3 separate regions of the Homo sapiens genome follow, and all the other regions are linked to region 1. A link is a loop called in an ENCODE intact Hi-C map of the cell type or tissue named here. Cell type or tissue: CD14-positive monocyte. All regions are shown on one strand. Links, peaks and the distances in the headings refer to the core of each region. The heading gives the core; the rest is flanking DNA. Region 1 overlaps GSAP (gamma-secretase activating protein). Region 2 overlaps PTPN12 (protein tyrosine phosphatase non-receptor type 12). Region 3 has its middle 48 kb from the start of GSAP.

The links. Hi-C counts contacts between places; a loop is a spot of excess contacts. Peaks named below come from ENCODE experiments on the same cell type or tissue, not always from the same donor. Only the 100,000 strongest peaks of a DNase experiment are listed, where the experiment ranks them.
Region 2: a loop joins it to region 1, with 2.1 times the contacts of the local background. A loop is called at or near these places in 3 of 110 quality-filtered maps.
Region 3: a loop joins it to region 1, with 2.1 times the contacts of the local background. A loop is called at or near these places in 6 of 110 quality-filtered maps.

The regions. Positions count from the first base shown.
Region 1 is chr7:77,407,816-77,414,236 of GRCh38, reverse strand. All of the region lies in intron 1 of GSAP (gamma-secretase activating protein), which reads left to right. Among named protein-coding and RNA genes, the nearest start is that of GSAP, 5.3 kb to the left of the region's middle. In CD14-positive monocyte, for the core only: no CTCF peak of the experiment used is centred there; DNase peaks (open chromatin) are centred at 946, 3,876 and 5,026; H3K4me3 peaks cover 3,747 bases; H3K27ac peaks cover 5,000 bases.
Region 2 is chr7:77,567,456-77,573,876 of GRCh38, reverse strand. It overlaps PTPN12 (protein tyrosine phosphatase non-receptor type 12), which reads right to left. Exons shown (of 18, transcript NM_002835.4): 2 at 2,691-2,799. Among named protein-coding and RNA genes, the nearest start is that of PTPN12, 33 kb to the right of the region's middle. In CD14-positive monocyte, for the core only: no CTCF peak of the experiment used is centred there; DNase peaks (open chromatin) are centred at 1,856, 3,366 and 3,856; H3K4me3 peaks cover 661 bases; H3K27ac peaks cover 4,480 bases.
Region 3 is chr7:77,460,728-77,467,148 of GRCh38, reverse strand. It overlaps the pseudogene GCNT1P5. Among named protein-coding and RNA genes, the nearest start is that of GSAP, 48 kb to the right of the region's middle. RefSeq lists a silencer at 3,261-3,340. In CD14-positive monocyte, for the core only: no CTCF peak of the experiment used is centred there; a DNase peak (open chromatin) is centred at 3,328; H3K4me3 peaks cover 279 bases; H3K27ac peaks cover 1,763 bases.

The DNA of each region.
Region 1 (6,421 bases), core at 912-5,911:
CTATACCATTGTAATGCCTCCTCTATGCATACTTGCTTTCTGAATTTGAAGCCTTAATGTTTTTACATCAACAAATACAATTGAAGTTTTCTTAGAGGTGCTAAGTAATTCTCATGAGATATGTATGATATATTCCTGGCAAAACAGAGAGCTGGGCTGAGTCAGCCATGGAAATTCTGTGCCTGTAAGCATTTTGGTCAATAAGGGGTCAAGGAGGAAGGAGAACAGATTTGGTTACTGCATTTGCTCCTGGTTCTGGGTTGAACTTTTGAGAAAACAGTTTCTCCTGAAATAAAAGAAGATATTTGTTAAAAATCAAAACAACTACATAAAAGAATATTTTAACAGGTAGCTGTAAATGATAAAAGAAAGAAAAAAACCACCGAAGTAAAACCGTGTATCCACTACCCAGCTTAAAAACAGAGCAATGTCAAGACTCTTGAAGTCTCTTATGTGCTCCTTTCTGATTCTATTTCTTTCTCTCATCCTCACCTCCTAGGTTGGCAACCATTTACATTTTTATATTTTAACATTACTTTGACTTTATTTGTAGTTTTAGCCTATATGTATGGGCAAAATATTTCATTTTGCTTGCCTGTGAACTTTAAACATACTGTATGCATTCCTTTTGCTTATTTTCCTTCTCAATATTGTGAGATTTACCCATATTGACTGGCTAGCTGCAGGTTATTAATTTGTATTAATTAATGCTATATAGTGTTCCATAGTGTGAATTCAACACGATGGTGGACATGGAGATGCACCCCTTAGATTTTCCTTTCAAAGAACAGCTTGTCCCAGGTGCTGTGAGTATAGTCAGCAGGCAGTCTTCAGCTGTCAGCCCCTTCAGGGATTGCCTGCCAAGAGGGCTGCCCTACCCAACTTCACTTCCTTTTGGGTATGGACCACGTGAAACTGAGTGGGCTTTAAAGGCCTGGCCATTTTGACTGAACATGGGACAACTCCATTTCAGTTCCGAAGCTTCCTCTTTGAGGGACCCAAGGTCACCTGAGGATATTGGGCCTGCGTTGCTACTGGACTTCTCACCTACCAGGACTTGCTTCCTTCTCCTTCCTCTTAAGGGTGTTAATCCCACTTTCCTGAGCACTCCCTGATGAACATACTGGGTACTAAACTCTGTCTCAGAGTGCATCCTGGGGAACCCAACTTATTTTTCCAGTGGGTGGCTTTTGGGGGGTTTCTGGGGTTTGCTGTATGGTCAGTACTCTTACTAACCACCTGGTGCACACAGGCATATGTTTCTCTAGAATGTACGTCTAAAAGTAGAGTTGCTAAGTCATAGGCTGTGCACATCTTCGTCTTTCCTGGGCAGTGCCAAATTGTTTTCCAGAGTGTTGTACTTATTAACACTCTGATTTGTGGTGTGGAAATGTTTCTGATACTCACTATCCTCACAAGCCCGTGACAGCTCAAAATTTAATTTTTTTTTTTTTTTTTTTGTCAAACTGGTAGGATTAATTATTTCATTGTGCTCCGAGGTTGAGCATCTCTATGTATTTACTGGCCACTTGAATCTCCCTGCCTGTGAAATGTCTATTCATCCTTTTGTCCACTTTCCTATTTTTTTTAATTGATTATTTTAGGGGTTATGTTTTTGGGATTATAGTTCTTTATCACGTGTTGCAAATATTTTTCTCTCAATCTGTCACTTCTGTTTCGGTTTGTGATGGTGCCTTTGATAAACAGGAGTTCTTAATTTTAATGTAGTCTAAATTAGGAGTTTTTCTTTATAGTTTGTTCCTTTTTGGATCTCTTAAATCCTCCCTGTTTTGAAGTCGTGAAGACATTTTTAGTATTAACTTTTGGAAGCTTTATGACTTTTTCACCTTTTGATTTTAATCCACCTAGAATTTATTTTTATGTGATTTATAGGAGTCCAATTTTTTTTAAAAAAATTAATAGCTAATTGTTTCAATATTATCAATCAAACAGTCCTTTTAGTTCTCACAACAAAACCACTTCTGTCACATCAAGCTTCCTTATGTAGGTCTCCTTTTCTGAGTTCATTTTGTTTCATTATCTCAACTTGACAACTTTCTTTTGAGAGTCAAGCTCTGTCACCCAGCTGGAGTGCAGTGGCACAATCTCAGCTCACTGCAACCTCCACCTCCCGGGTTCAAGCGATTCTCCTGCCTCAGCCTCCCAAGTAGCTGGGATTACGGGCATATGCTGCCACGCCCAGCTAATTTTTATATTTTTAGTAGAGACAGAGTTTCACCATATTGGTCAGGCTGGTATTGAACTCTTGACCTCAGGTGATCGGCCTACCTCGGCCTCCCAAAGTGCTGGGATTACAGTTGTGAGCCACCATGCCCGGCCATGACAACATCTTAATAACTATGCTTTATGGTAGGTATTGATAACTGGTAGGGTAAGTCCCCTCACCTTAGTATTCTTCACGAGTGTCTTAACTATTGTATGCCCTTTGCTTTTTCATATATATATTTTTGAATCTGCTTGTCAGATTTTACAAAAAAAGTTGATTTGGATTTCCTTTAGTTGTATTGCCTCTATAGATCAGCTTGGGGAGAATTGGCATCTTTACAATATTGGATCTTTCCAACTATGAACAAAATACAGCTCATTATTTATTTAGATCTTTTTAAATGACTCTTAATAAGTCTTAGAATTTTCTCCATGAAGGTTCTGCACATGTTTTGCTAGATTTCATCCTAGGTTATTTTTTTGTTGCTCTCATAACTAGCACACTTAAAAACATGACATGTTGTAACTATTGCTGGTATATAGCACTATAATAGATAGATCTTATATGTTGACTTTTGTATCCCGTGCTTAATCCCTTGTTGGGATTGATCACATCTTCAAGAAAATAAGATCTGCAATATGTAAGTTTTCTAACATTTAAATGTCAATATTTAAGACTGGAAAGGATGTAGATTTTCTTGCCTGCTTTTATTAGTCTTGGATTTATGATACACCAGATTGACTTGTCTTTCAAATATTGTAATCTTTGCCAGGGAAGTGGTATATTTTACCAAGTGACTGATTCAAGAATAATACTTTTTTTGGTTGCCTCCTATGTATTCCTAGATTGATTTGGGGGCCAGAGGGTTACCTTAATCACATTGTTTTCACTTTTTTTTTTTTTTTTTTTTTACTATTTTCTTGCCACTATCTGTCCTTTTTACTTTTTTTTCCGCTAATTCTTTCCTAGTCTCCTCTTCTAATTCTCATCTCTCTCTTAACTTCATTTTACTCAGAATATGAAATATAAATCACATAATGTTTACTGCATAGGTTTAGGAATTATAATAACTGGTCATCTTGAGCCTGAGGATTTATATGAATTATTTACAGAATAGGAATGTTATAGGTATAATCATATTTTGTCACCTCTTGATGTATGTATTAGGAACTAGTTCAAAATTTTGTATAAGGCTGAATGACGTTTTTCTCCTTAAATATGGTCATTGGAAAGACAAATACTTTAATTTTTGTCTCATAGCAGTTTGGGATAAAATGTACACATTTGAGAACCCCTATTCCTGTAAAGTGAAATCACTTTTGTTTGACAAAGAATAGATTGAAACGAATGAGAATATCTGGCCAACCAGCTTTTGTTTTACAAGAGCTATGCCTTGCCAATATCTTTAATATCTAGGTACTCTCGTTTCTTTTATAGGTTTACCTATGCAAGTATCTATCAAAATGCTACATTGTTTTATTCATGAGAACTGAATATACTAAACTGTGAAATTAAGCCACATTTCCTCATTTGAAATTGCAAAACTTCTTCCTCTGGACTTTCCAGTGATGAACTACTGGGAGAAGAGTCAGAATGAATAAGCAAAGAGGTTACTGAATACTTCTTTTAAAAGGGTGTGTTAAGACATGGGCAACTCGTCCAGGGAGGAAGAGCCGATGGCTTAATAGTATGTGGTGAGACATTGGTCTCTGGATTTGCAACATTACCAAATTTGTCTATTTCACATGTCCTTGAAATGTGAACTGTGTACTTAACTGCAGGGTATTCAGCCCTGCAGTTATTACCTAATGTTCCCATGAAAACATTATTTTTATTTCTTTCAACTCTCTGTCTACCATGGTTATATTATAAGATGGTCCAAGTTATGCCCTCTAACAAATATTGCTTAATATGTAATGTACATTTGTAGTTCAATGGTTCTTAACCCTGGCTGTACATTAGAATCACCCAGGGAATCTAAAACACATACATGTACACCAGAGAGTGGGCTCCACACCAGCTCAATAAAATCAGAATATCCTGGGTATGGCTTGGGGCATCAGTGTTCTTTTAAAAGCTCCCTTAATGATTTTAAGACAGCCAGAGTTGAGAACCACTAGTTTAATGGGATAAAAATGTGTCATTTATTGTAATCTGCGTTTGTTGGAGAATTTTTTCTCTTAGTATTATAGTAATCTGAAAATAGATACGCTTTTGCAAGTAAATTGGATTTAGCAAGATTTCTTGTGAAGGAGTTCTTATCTTAGCCGAAACCTTTTAACTGTACTTTTGCGACGATCTCTCCTCGCATACTTATAATCTTGAAAGAAAAAAAATACTTCTCAAAATATTGACACATTGCATTCCAGAAGTTTTGAGTCGTGTACAGGATGAACAAACTCACTGAAATTCTCTTTAGATGTCTACAATATCTGCCTTTCAAAGGACTTTTGAGTAATTACCCATTTTCTCATTGTAAGCTTGATACAGAACACTCAGTCCATTGTTCTGTTTACCTTTTTCTAGGTTTGAGTTCAGTCTACGCCACCTTTTCACTGTATATTGGTCAAGTATCATTATCTCATTGAAAAGTATAGTAGGCCTGGAATACCTTATACAATGCAGATGAGATAGAAATGAGAACTCTCTAAATTGTGAAGGCCTACTTAGCCATAAGCTTATTATTATTATTAAGAGACAGGGTTTTGCTGTGTTGCCCAGGTTGGTCTTGAACTCCTGAGCTCAAGCCATCCTCCCACCTTGGCCTCCCAGAGTGCTGAGATTACAGGCGTGAGTCATCATGCTTGGCCCATGAACTGATTATTTAAATCCTAGTCTCCTAAGAGACCAAATTATTATCCTTATTATCCTTCAGTGTGAAGTGAGTCTGACAGCTCCATATACATGTCAATATACTGACAAACGTTTATACCCATGTATAGAAAACACTTTGCCCTATCCCTTTGCCCTGCCCCTAGGAGACCCACTAAGCTGCTGCTTGTGAGGGGTGGGGAAGAGAGATCTCAGGATGATGTCTAAGTTCTCAGTGAAACCTGGTCTTCCTCTCTCTAAATGTTTCCCACCTCCAGCTCCAGTGCAGGTGTCCAGCTCACCAATTATCCTTATTTTTTATCTTGTCTTTTCCTTTTAGGAATACAGACAGAAATTTGCTGAGTTACAGATAGTTTGCATATGTTTTGTCTGAATATTAGAATTTGTCATAATCAATGTAATTAACATGTAAAAACTATTCCTGTATGGGAAAAATGAGTCAAATTTAAGCAATTTATCTTTTCTTTTTTTTTTTTTTTTTTTTTTTTGGAGGCAGAGTCTTGGTCTGAAGTGCAATGGCTCAATCCCGGCTCATTGCAACCTCCACCTCCTGGGTTCAAGTGATTCTCCTGTCTCAGCCTCCTGAGTAGCTGGGATTACAGGTGTGCACCACCGTGCCCAGCTAATTTTCTGTATTTTTTAGTAGAGATTGGGTTTCACCATGTTGACCAGGCTGCTCTTGAATTCCTGGCCTCAAGTGATCCATCTACCTCAGCCTTCCAAAGTGCTGGGATTACAGGCGTGAGCCACTGTGCCGGCCATAATTTTGGATAACTTTTGAGGAAATTGGGAAAGTACACACTTCTGCCCAATTAGTGATAATTACAATGGTGAATCTACCAGTGTTTAAATCCTTTAACTGTAGAATTAGGAGAAATATCCTAAAATTTTAGAAGAAAGATGGTCAGTTAACTTATAGGTTAAATGTTTTGTGTAAAGAGTCTGTATATCCTTCAGCAAAATAGGGCTTTCATATAGACAAGGACACAAGTTATAAGTTCACAGCTTAGTTAATTTTCACCAAGTGAAACACACTTATGCAACTAAGACTCAGAACAGGAAGGAAAACATTAATGGAACCTCAGAAGTCCTTCATGCTCCTTTCTAACAGTCACTTATCTAACACTGTACATTAGTTGTGCCCATTATTGAAAACTTGTGTATGAATTGAAACATACAATTTGTACCTTCTTTTGGTGGTGGGGAAGGTTCTTTTGCTCAGTTTCACATGTGTTATTGCAGAATATTAATTCATTGTTTTGTACTATTCCACTGTTTGGATATAACACAATTTATTCATTCTTCACTTAATGGATAGTTTGGGTTTCTGGTTTGGGCAATAATGTACCACAGTACTATAGA
Region 2 (6,421 bases), core at 684-5,683, 160 kb before region 1:
AGGCAGGAAAATAGCTTGAAGCTGGTAGGCAGAGGTTATAGTGTGCGGAGATCGCACCACTGCACTCCAGCCTGGGCAACAGAGCAAGACACCGTTTCAAAAACAAAGAAGAAAATGAAACATCATATGAAAAGAGAAACCTACGGCTAGACGACAGAAAAAGAAAGTGGACAGGCTAACTCTTTGAATGTGTGCATGAATAATTCCAGAGCAATGTAGGATCACCTTAAAATTATCTTGCTTAATACGAAGTATCCAGAAAGCCATGTCATCCCCTATTCTGAGGCAGACTGGTGCTATGGTCTGAATATTTGTGTCCTTCCCAAATTCATAAGTTAAAACATAAATTCCAATGCAACAGTATTAAGTGGTAGGGCCTTTAGGAGATGATTAGATTATGCCTTGTGAATGGGATTACCAGCTTTTACTAAAGAGGCCCGAGAGAGCTTGTTTGCCCCTTCCACCATGTGAAGTGCAGTGAGAAGGCACCATCTATGAGCCAGAGTGACCCTTCACTAGACAGCATATCTGCTGGTGCCTTCATCTTGGACTTCCCAGTCTCTAGAATTTGAAGATACAAATGTCTGTTATTAATAAGCAACCCTGTTTATGGTATTTCTGTAATAGCCTGAACAGACTAAGACAACAGGTGAGAAAAGTGGAGTGTATTTTGCAAAAGCTTAATGATTGGTTACTATGTGCTAGGTATACTGGTTATTTTGCAAAAGCTTAATGATTGGTTACTATGTGCTAGGTACACTGGTTTTTTTTGTTTTTTTGTTTTTTTTTTTTTTGAGATAGAGTCTTACTCTGTCGCCCAGGCTGGAATGCAATGGCGCAATCTCGGCTCATGGCAACCTCCACCTCCTGGGTTCAGGCAATTCTCCTGCCTCAGCCTCCTGAGTAGCTGGAATTACAGGCACGTGCCACCACATCTGGCTAATTTTTGTATTTTTGATAGAGATGGGGTTTCACCATGTTGGTCAGGCTGGTCGCGAACTCCTGACCTCGTGATCCACCAGTCTCGGCCTCCCAAAGTGCTGGGATTATAGGCGTGAGCCACCGCGCCTGGCCACTGGGTACACTTTTAAGCATTTAATATTAACCTATTGTGCAAATAATCCTAAAAAGTATTATTATAATCTCCATTTTAAGGATGACAAAACCAAGGCACAGAGAGGATCAGTCCAAGGTCATATAGCTAGCAACTGGTGGAGTCAGGATTTCAACTTCCAGAATCAGAACACTATACCATTATGTTATGTTGCCACTTGTTAATTCTGCCAACACAGGCTATCCACATATCCCACAGCTGATAATAATGTAGAACAACAAAAGGATGAAGGATTAAATTGAGGCAAAGAAGTTAGTGGAGAAAAGAGGGAAAGAGATGAGAGGGAAGAGGTGTTTTAAAAGAGTTATCATGGAAGAAGAAAATTTCAAAAATAGGGATTGATCAATGGCATCAAAATAGTTCAACATTCTTGAATAATCAATATTCTTCCTGTTAGAATAAACAGTAAAAAAAGACCACCAAATCTGGCAATTAAAAAGCCACTGGGCCCTGGGCAACATGGTGAAACCCTGTCTCTACTAAAATACAAAAAATTAGCTGGGTATGGTGGCAGGCACCTGTATTAGAGCTGTCCCAGCTCTCAGGAGGCTAAGGTACAAGAGTCGCTTGAACCTGGGAGGCAGAGGTTGCAGTGAGCCAAGATCCCACCACCGCACTCCAGCCTGGGCTACAGAGCAAGACTGTCACAAAAAAAAAAAAAAAAGTCACCAAGAACTTTAAAGGCATTTTAGAGAGAACAACCTTTAAGACTGAATAAGAATTGAGGAAATGATGTGATGGAATGTAGATATTTCAAAATACTTATGAAGAAAGAAAAACGACGGCAGCTTTAAAAGATAGCAAGTATGACGTATAGCTTTTACTGGATAAAGTGATGGCACACCTTAAGTATACTTTCAGAGTTAAAGTTATCTTGCCAGAAAACTGTGCTATTTAAGAATACAGACAGGGCGCAGTGGCTCACACCTGTAATCACAACACTTGGGGAGGCTGAGGTGGGAGGATCGTATGAGCTCAGGAGTTTGAGACCAGCCTGGGGAACACAGTGAGAACCCCCACCTCTAAACAAACAAACAAACAAATAAATAAATAAATAAATAAATAAAATATCATTAGAATGTAATGCAATCAGTCTAAGACATATACTTAGAGGCACATATTCAGACTGCTGAGAATAGTAGACACACAGATGTTTGAGTCATCCTATGCTTCATTTTCTCATGCATAATTAATCAATTAAGGTTCTTATGTATAGATATATGAAAAATCAACATTGTTAGCATTTTATAAAATGTATTCAGTTGTCTATTATTTTAATGAAATAACATCTTTGAACAGAGAGTTGACAGAAGATATTTTCACTTGGATTTACAGTATTTAAAAGTAATTTAGTATTAGAGCAACTGTGATACTTACAGGAAAAAAATTAAACAAAAATTAGGATCAGAAGGAAAAACAAAAAGCACAATTATGAATTATTATCTTTCCATGTACTTTGAAAGATAGGTTAATTACTACTTCCTTAACAGTGAAACTCAGGAAGAATAAAACTAGTTAGGTTACAAAAGGCTAATTAGCATTTCTATGTATTTTATCAAGGGCATTTCCAACTTACATGGCAGTATGTCCTTGTATCTGTTCTTTTTAACATTTTCTTCTTTTTCTCCAGTGGCTGTGGGATATATCTTTTCTGTTCTATATTTGGTAGACAATCTTCTTAACCGCTTAAAATACAACAAATAAAAATTAAAGTTTAGAGAAACAGTGATATTTTCAAATTTTTAATGAAATCTGGTGACCCCAATTCCTCACAACTCATTTTCCTGTCTCTTAGCTCTTAATTTCCCCATCCCTTAATAATTAACCCCAAGGATAATTTCTTTTATAGCATAAGTGCAAACATAAGATTCATATTTATTTCACATGAGCAGCAAAGAGGGAAAACAGAATAAAAGTAATATAATTTAAAGATATCATTAATAAGCTGAGTCAGAATATTTAACTCAGTCTTTAACATATTCGAGTAATTTCAGTGTTTTAACTAAGGGTCACAATAACCAAGTTTTAAAAACATGCCTAAAAGAATTTTCTTCTCTCAATAAACCATGAGCACGCACCCATGATGTGCCAGGCTTTCTCCCAAGGCATAAGCTAATAATTACTTACAAGACACTGCAAAACAAAGTTCTTTCATATTGAATTGGAAATGTCCAACAAAGACCAATTCTGCTTATTCACTGCATTACAGAACTAGTTTGTGGGTTAGTGACAAATTCTTACCACATATGGCAGTAGGGATGTTCTTTGGGCTGGAATATTTCTGCGTGTCAGTAATACACTTCCTGCTTTCAGAAGCACTGAAAGTCAGTATTGTGAATTGTTCAAATTCTACACAACTACATTGCTGAAATTTAATTTCAAAGGAACTTTCTTTCAGGCCTCAAGACATATTAAAAGCATTCTGGTTTTACCATTCAACAAATTATTAAATACAAATAAAATGAAAAATAAATCTGATAAAATTTAACTTTCTCATTAATTTTTGCTACTTGTGATACTGATATTTAAGGAACTAAAACTGCCTATAAACCTTTCTTTTTCTTTGAAAAACGACTAAATTTTATCATCACAATACTAGAGACCTACAACAGGAATACATTTTTTTCTTTATGATAAAGATTTACTAGAATCTTATTCTGCACTGGCACAATGTCAAAGTAAAATTCCCCACATTTATGATGCTATTTCTTGTGATTTCCTGTGGTAATAGAGTTCTCCAAATATATACATGTGTCAGAGGAAAAACTGTATTCAAAAGCAAGTGGGGGCCGAGCATGGTGGCTCACACTTGTAATCCTAGCACTTTGGGAGGACTGCTTGAAGCCAGGAGTTCAAGACCAGCCTGCTTAACAATGCAAGACCCTGTCTCTGAATTGTACTTCTACAACTTTGTCCTCCAGATAAAAATGGGACACACATGAAATGATTTATATTCAAAGTTACATACCACAGCACTTTGTTTGTTTGTTTTGAGACAGGATCTCACTCTGTTGCCCAGGCTGGAGTGCAGTGGTGCGATCTCGGCCCACTGCAACCTCGGCTTCCCAGGTTCAAGCAATTCTTGTGCCTCAGCCTCCTGAGTAGCTGGAATTACAGATGCGTGCCACCAGGTCCAGCTAATTTTCATATTTTTAGTAGAGACAGCGTTTCACTATGTTATCCAGGCTGGTCTTGAACTCCTGACCTTAGGTGATCCACCCGCCTCAGCCTTCCAAAGTGCTGAGATTACAGGTGTGAGCCACGCGCCCAACCACTGCAGCATTGTTAGTAACAGCAAAAAACTACAATCAAAGAAACCTCTTAATACAAAACTGGCTAAATTTGTTTTATTCATACCATCAAATATGAGAGAGCTGAAAAACAAATGAGTTAGCTTTTTATATATAGTAAGATGACAGTATCTGAAAAATACATATTAAGTATAAATGTAAAAAGCAGGAAACAATAGTGTACATTATATACACAGTGCAGTATGTATATATGTAATATATTACTACTGGTGTTAAAAAGAAATAAAAACATTTGCATTTGCTTGTACATATGCATATATCATCTCTGGAAGAAAAACTATTAACAAAGTATGTGTCTGTGGGGAAGGGAAATGGGTACCTAAGGGAAACGGATGAGAATGAGACATTACTATTATGTCTTTTCATATCTTTTGGATTGTATGACTGTATTGCCTGTTCAAAAAATTGAACGTAAATAAAAAAGGACAGTAGAAAAGATTGTTTATGATGTCGTTACTCCATATTAACAAAGATCCTCATGGTTACTTATATACGCATCTTGCACATTTAATTAGAATGTTTGTATTTTCTCTGCTCAAAGATTAAGCATCTGAAAAGATGTATTTTTAGATACTTATAGTATCAGTGCATTTCAAAATATTATTTTGAATCTGACTTAGAGAAGGATATCAACTTAAATAGTTGCAGAAACACAGAGGGGAAAGGAATATATCTTAGGTCAATGTCAGCGAGAAAAAATTTAGTACAAAGAGTGGTTGAGTTTAATTATAAAATGTGAATGTACCTCAGGAATGCCTGGTACAATCACTCTAAGCTTTTTCTTTTTCATTCATTCATTCACTCATTCACAGACGGAGTCTCACTCTGTTGTCTAAACTGGAATGCAGTGGCATGATCATGGCTCACCATAGCTTCAAACTCCCATGTTCAAATGATCCTCCTGCCTCAGCCTCCAAAGTGGCTGGAACCACAGGCTCATGTCACCATGCCCAGCTAATTATTATTACTATTTTTTGTAGGGCTGGGGTCTCCCCATGTATGTTGCGGAGGCTGGTCTCGAACTCCTGGGCTCCAGCAATCCTCCTGCCTCAACATTCCAAAGTGCTGGGGAATACAAGTGTAAGCCACCATGCCTGGCCCACTCCAGACTTTTCTTCTTTTACATGACAAATTACATTATTGAGAAATGTGCAAAACAAAGCTTTTATGTGAAATGACTACATTTCTCATAATGAACCTTGAGAACTTTTGCGTCCAAATATTTATCTTATTTAAGTTTGGATTTTCATTTATCCAGTTTTCTTAAAGCCTAGCATGCCATTTCTTAAAATGCTTTCTATAATTAAAGTTTAAAATGGAGAATGCTCTATTAAAATAAAAATCTACAATAGTGTTCTTAGCAATTTTCATGCCCATCAGAGATACAAAAGTGGTCCATAAAACAAGTAAAAACTTTGTTTTGTACTTTAAAAAGGTATCTACAAGTTGGAACTTATTTCCCACCAAAAAATGTCAGCTTTATAGTAAGCTACATAAATTAAAATTCTGGATCTGGTACTTTCTTAGCTGTGTGACAATTAACATATTTAACCTCTCTGTGTCTCATCTATAAAACTGAGATAATAACCTTTACTCAGCAAAAGGTCTAGTACATAAAATGGCTCAATAAATGTTAACTATTATTATTGAACTAATTACTGGAACTCTTTAAATGTTGTTACTTCAGATTTATTTCTTTAAAACCTTTCCTAGATCAAAGATCAGAAAGAGTTGCATATTCCAGGTCAATTTATCTGCCTGAAATTGCAAAGCAGTTTGTCAAATTTGAGTGTGCTTCAGAATCACCTGGAGGGCCACATTGCTGGGCCTCATCCCAGTAGTTTCTGATTCAGTAGGTCTGAGGTGGTAATTGCCTGATAATTTGTCTTTTTAAAAGTTGCTAAGATTCTACTTTAAAAAAAATCCCATGATAATCATTTTTCTGTGTCTTTGTGTATGCTTTTTCTTTGCTTGTTGGTGGTCTCCCCACTTGCAC
Region 3 (6,421 bases), core at 719-5,718, 53 kb before region 1:
TGCCATCACACCCAGCTAATTTTTGTATTTTTAGTAGAGGTGGGGTTTCACTATGTTGTTCAGGCTGGTCTCCAACTCATGGCCTTGTGATCCGCCTGCCTCAGCCTCCCAAAGTGCTGGGATTACAGGCGTGAGCCACCGCGCCTGGCAATCAAATTGCATTTCTTAGTTAAGCACCCACCCTAGAGTTAGTTAATCATAGCTGGAGATATTTTCTGGCCGTTTGGTATAGCCAGCAGATTTTGCAGATAAAATGCACAGGGCATAATATGGCATCATAGCAAGGCCAACTGTCTTCACACCCAAAGGATATGGGATTTTACAATATATTTTCACTCTGAATGGAGGTTTTGGGATCCTCTGGCTCTTCTTATATCAGGTAAAGAGCAGAGTATGGTGGAATGGACTTGAACTCTGAGTTCAGACAGCTCATCTGGAGTTCAGACAGATCAGTCTTCTGAAAGTGACCTGGAGTCACTTTCTTCCTTTCTTAGAATTTGTTCCTTCATTTGTGAAGTGCAGTAATACATGTCTGACAGAGCTATTGTGAAAATGAGGAAACATGCAAAACATATTGCAGGTGCACAAATGTCAGTTCCCTTCCCTTATTGACGAGGAGTTGCCACCACTTTAATGAAAGGGATTTTTAGTGTGACTAGGACTCAAAAGGTAAGTTTTTCTTTAATGAATAGCCTGATTCTTGGACAATAATGGCTCAGCCACAAGAGCTTGAGTAATTGTTTTATAACTTAGACTTCCCTTGGCATGAGGACCCCACCCAGCCCATATGAAAATGAATACCATTAAGCAGCCAAATCTTTCTCCATTTTAATTGAATATTGTGTGTTGAGACCAAGATTCTCAATAAGTCCAAGGACTCTTGTATGTCATGTCCTTAGCATGATAATCTCCCCACTTCTTTTTACAGTCCATACTGATGGAAGAAGATGAGACAGGGAATGTTCCTATTTGGGGCTCCACTGAAAGCCTCTGGTGCAATTTCCTGTAAGGCCTCCACTTTCCCTTTGCTGGAAATTTTTAATAATTAAAGTAATATCATAATTAGAACTTCCAAAATCACAAATTAGAAGTGGCTGGGCTTTAGACCCCCTTGAGTCAAGGCAAGATAGAACAACTCAGCTTAGACATCTGATTGATTACCCATTACCCCCATTCAGTTATTAAAATGGGATCTCTAAGTCTATGAGCAACAAGACATGGTCAGCTTAGTCTCACTGCTATTTACAAGAAAAAAATCTTCCAAATTATTTATGGTTTAACTCTTTTGATCAATTCAGGTTACGTCCTCACACAACCTCCAAACTCTTTTAATTCAAACTTGATGGATGAATTGCTTGAATGTATTTTCCCATGGGTATACTAAATAGAGGTATTATTGTCAAAATTTATAGAAAATACAGTATAATTTTTATATTTTTTATAGTATAATTTTATAAAGTTAGTATGATTACTAACTTTATATAAAAAAAGAATTCCTTCTCTAGGAGGAATTCTCCGCCTTAACTAAATTGGTTATAAGATCCTGGAAAAGAAGGCAGGGATGCTTGGGAAGACCTCTGTCCCAGATTCTAGGGCAGTTACCAATAAGTTTTGTCACACTGGTTGCATCAGAAAATTCTCTAGTCTTCACTTTCTCAATATTAGGGAGTTGAGCAAAGTAATCTCCAGGAGTTCTCCTGTAAATGCAAATTACAGGAACTCATCTATTATATAAACCAAGGCCCAAATTTCTGTCTTGGAAATTCTGAATCTCTCCTTATGAAGTTGTTAGTGGAGTGAGGAATTTCCCAAACTCTATTTCTCATCATTTCTTAGTTTTACCATTAAGTGCCACTGGTAATAGACTTATAAATATTTATTATGACAACAGTAATTTAGCATTAAAGTCAAGGCATATGGAGAAAACAAAAGGTTCAAGTTAAAAGCATGCCTAAATATGTCTCATTTAATGAACTTAATAGACTTGCAGAAGTTTCCCACTAATGTAGTATTGTTTACAACTTATCTCCATAACGTCTATTGAGTTATGCCTTTCCCATTTGATTCAAACTTAGGCAAATTGACATTTGTGAGTACATTTTACTTCCAATCACACCTATCATAGTACATAACTCAAGTCCTAAATTTGAATTAATATTGCGTTAAAATTCCTTGCCTTCTTCTGATACGCTTAAGAAAGATGATGATACTACTCAACTACATTTTTGGACACTTAGGATAACTCTTACTATTTAAAAACAAAACTGAGAACTGAAATTCTACTAACCAGAAGAATTGACTGTAAAAGTGACTCGCCCAATTTGGTGGTCACCCTAGTTTTTAAAAATGAGGTTTGAATGGAAAATTGTAAAAGCAAAAGACTATTAATAATGGCAGGAGGTGGGTGTATGAACAGGTGTAGTAGATTATGGTGCAGATATGTGAAATTGCTGTAATTTTAAAGAACCACATCCCCATTTTTTTGTTACCTTCTTAACAAATGGTGGTTTTATGATTCAGAAAAAGATATGCTAAATATTGAGACGAGACTATCAGAATATTTTGCTTTCAAGAGGGTGGGAAGAGTTCAACTTAAAATGTTAGGACTCAAAAATAAAAATGAGTATTATTTGTTTGAATCTGAATTTTACTGCAGTGAAGGAGATTAAACATTTTCACAAGCATTTATAATGACCATGACCAGAAAGACCTGGCCATTGTGATTTCTTACCTGAGTTTCTGCACCAGCTTGCTAACTGGTTTCCCTGTTTCCAATATTGATTCTCTATTCTGCCAACAAATTGACCTTCTAAAACACAAATCTGATCATGACCTTCTTCTGTTAAAACACCTTTAGTGAATTCCCACTGCCTTCAGAACAAAATTCAAATCTTTAGCATGACATAAAGGGTTCTTCATCATCTGACATCTGCCCTTCTGTTTAGCCTTATCTGCCAGCATGCTTCCTCGCTTCAATATAACTTTTTTTTTTTTTGAGACGGAGTCTTACTCTGTTGCCCAGGCTGGAGGGCAATGGCGTGATCTCGGCTCACTGCAACCTCCTGGGTTCAAGCGAGTCTTGTGCCTTAGCCTCCCAAGTAGCTGAGACTACAGGCATTCACCACCATGCCTGGCTAATTTTTGTATTTTTTAGTAGAGACAAGGTTTCACTATGTTGCCCAGGCTGGTCTCAAACTTCTGACCTTAGGTGATCCGCCTGCCTTGGCCTCCCAAAGTGCTGGGATTACAGGCGTGAGTCATTGTGCCAGCCCAATATAAGTTCTTGGTCATGCTGAACCAATTTTACTTCCCCATACTCACCTCGCTTTGTCATCACACTTTCATAACTCTGCAGATACTGCCCCTCTTTCTTGGACTGACTTTCCTCACTTCATGTGGGAAACTCTTATTCATCCTTTACTCAGCGACCATCTCCTTTCTTGATTTGTACCCACTCCTCCGGTTTGGTGTTAGCCCATTATGCCTGTTGCGTATTCTGATGCATACACCATTGCATACTTCGTCTTACTCTAAATCTTAACTTCTTCACTGCTCTGTAATGCAATTGTCTGTCTTTCTCTAGACTGAGACCTTCTAGAGGAAAGATCTGCGTCTTCTTTATCTTTTTCCCTCAGCACTTATTATAATGCCTGGCACGCAGTAGGCATTCTGTAAATGTATGCTAAAATAATCAATGCATAAATAGTCCAGAAAAGTTCAACATGGACTAACTTTAAAATGAGATTAATTATGACAATTGTTAGTTCAAATTTTTTTAATTAAAAAATTCTTTACTATTAAATCAAGCCAATTTAAGCTTTCTGGGATGATATACAGAGACACACTACACAGCACAATGGTATAGCAGAAAAGAAATTATTTACAAGGATTGTTTAGAGTAAAATCAAATCTCTATTTTAACAAATATATGAGATAAACTATATCTTTATGATTATTTTTTGCTGTAAATGTATTCATACCAGGACAATTGTCACATTTAAAATTCTCTAAATAATTTTGGCACAGGTGAAATCTTCTAACGTTGTTAAGTCCCTAAGCTCTTTTTCTTTCTTTTCTTTTTTTTTGGAGACAGAGTTTTTGCTCTTGTTGCCCAGGCTGGAGTGCAATGGTGCAATCCCGGCTCACCACAACCTCCACCTCCTGGGTTCAAGCGATTCTCCTGCCTCAGCCTCCTGAGTAGCTGGGATTACAGGCATGCGCCTCCACGCCCGGCTAATTTTGTATTTTTAGTTGAGACGGGGTTTCTCCATGTTGGTCAGGCTGGTCTTGAACTCCCAAACTCAGGTGATCTGCCCACCTCAGCCTCCCAAAGTGGTAGGATTACAGGCGTGAGCCACTGCACCTGGCGTTTTCTTTTCTTTTTTTAGACAGGGTCTCTGTCACCCAGGCTGGAGTGCCATGGCATGATTACTGCTCACTGGGGGCTCAACCTGCTGGTCTGAAGCAATCCTCCCATCTCAGCCTCCTGAGTAGCTGGGACTACAGGCACACATCACCATGACCAGTTAATTTTTTACAAATTTTTTTGTAGACACAGGGTTTCCCTGTGTTGCCCAGGCTGGCAACTAGAACTCCTGGGCTCAAGCAATCCTCCTGCCTGAGCCTTCCAAAGTTCTGGGATTACCAGGGTGAGACACTGCATCCAGCCCCTGAGCTCTTTCGACAGGCTGATTGTTTTGTGTCAGCCTCTTCTCCAGCCGCCTCAGCCCATTCTCTTCAGAATGACTTGCTACCGGCCCTGGCTTCACAGCTACTTTTATTATACTTCCCCCTCACTTTAACTCTAGATGAAAGTTTAATGCTCCAACCTTTCTAGCCAACTGTGCTCTGCAGAAACCAGGCAGCTTTTCTGACACAAAGACTTAGAGTCCTTGCTCCAAAGAGGGCCCTGTACAATTTTCCTGGTGCTTATTGACAAATAAGAGGAACCAGATAGTGTCAATTTTGCGCATTCTTCTTCTTATTACTAAAATTGCCTATAGTGGCCAGTGTTTTAAAGTCTCCAAAGTATGTCTCAGATGCTCATCTAAACACTGGATGGCAAAGAGGTCACCACCCGTGTCAGGCTTATTGGCAAACAAATGGTGCTTGCACAGTGTCCAGTTCAAGGTGCCAGCTCCGAAAAGGCACACTGAGCGCACATGGGCCCTACTGCAGGTGGGTAAAGAGTGCTTCAAAGTGCTGCCACCTGACAAACCTAGAAGCTGCATGCATGTCAGAAGAGTCATACTTACGGCTTAAGGAGAGTGAGCTGGGGACTTCGGGAATCCTTTGAACAGTGGCCTAGAGATACTTGCTGTATGTGTCTTGGGCCTACTCCATAAACTTTTAAATTTTTTTCATTCTCTAGCATATACCCCACGTCCTCCCTACTGACCACAAAATAGGCACTGCCTGAAAAAAGAGATGTTTCGAGTGGAGGACACATTTTGACAGTCCCCATGTTTGTCAGCTTTCCACTAATAACTGCATGCCCTCTTTTCCACTTTTCTTCCTTATTGACTAGCATCGTCTCAGTTTCCAGGTTGTTTCCACCCATTAATGACTTGAGCTTCCTGAAAATTTCCAGGTTGGTTTGAATAGCAAAATCCATACCATAAAGATTCATCAAGTACCCTAGTCTGTACTCATTGTGTAGAGGTCCTTCATGCAGTTGAGGTCAGCCTGAACCACTCCACAGGAATGCAAAAACCACACCCTCAGCCCCTCAAGGCTTCTGTCAGGCAGAAGCAGCACAGTAGGGCACCTTCTTGCACCTCCAGGGCCAGACTTTCACTCCAGCACTTTCTCTCCATGCAGAGTAAAGCACGGGTACGGTAATGGGTGCCAGATGTCACCTGGAATCAGAACACTAAATGATCCAGACTTTCCTTAATTCTAAATGTGCTGTTCTTTATTTTAATATACCTTTGCACTTCTGATACATGCAAACTGACAACCTTCAAGGCCATGAAGGAGGAACATCTGTTGGTGCTTGAAGCCTAGAAGACTGCCCTTAACAACAACAACAGAAGTCCCTGATTGTTGTTTGAAATGCTGAGGAAGTTGCTGTGGAGGAGACTTTTTTTCTTTTTTCTTTCTTTTTTTTTTTTTTGAGACGAAGTCTCACTCTGTCGTCCAGGCTGGAGTGCAGCGGCGCGATCTTGGCTCACTGCAACCTCTGCCTCTCTGGTTCAAGCGCCACGCTTGGCTAATTTTTGTGTTTTTAGTAGAGACGGGGTTTCACTATGTTGACCATGCTGGTCTCGAACTTCTGACCTCAGGTGATCCACTTGCCTCAGCCTCCCCAAATGTTGGGATGACAGGTGTGAGCCACCGTGCTCGGCCAGGATAGATTTTATTTTCTAAGCTCCGGAGCTTTTGATATGCCTTTGGAGAAGTTCACACCAATTCCAAACAG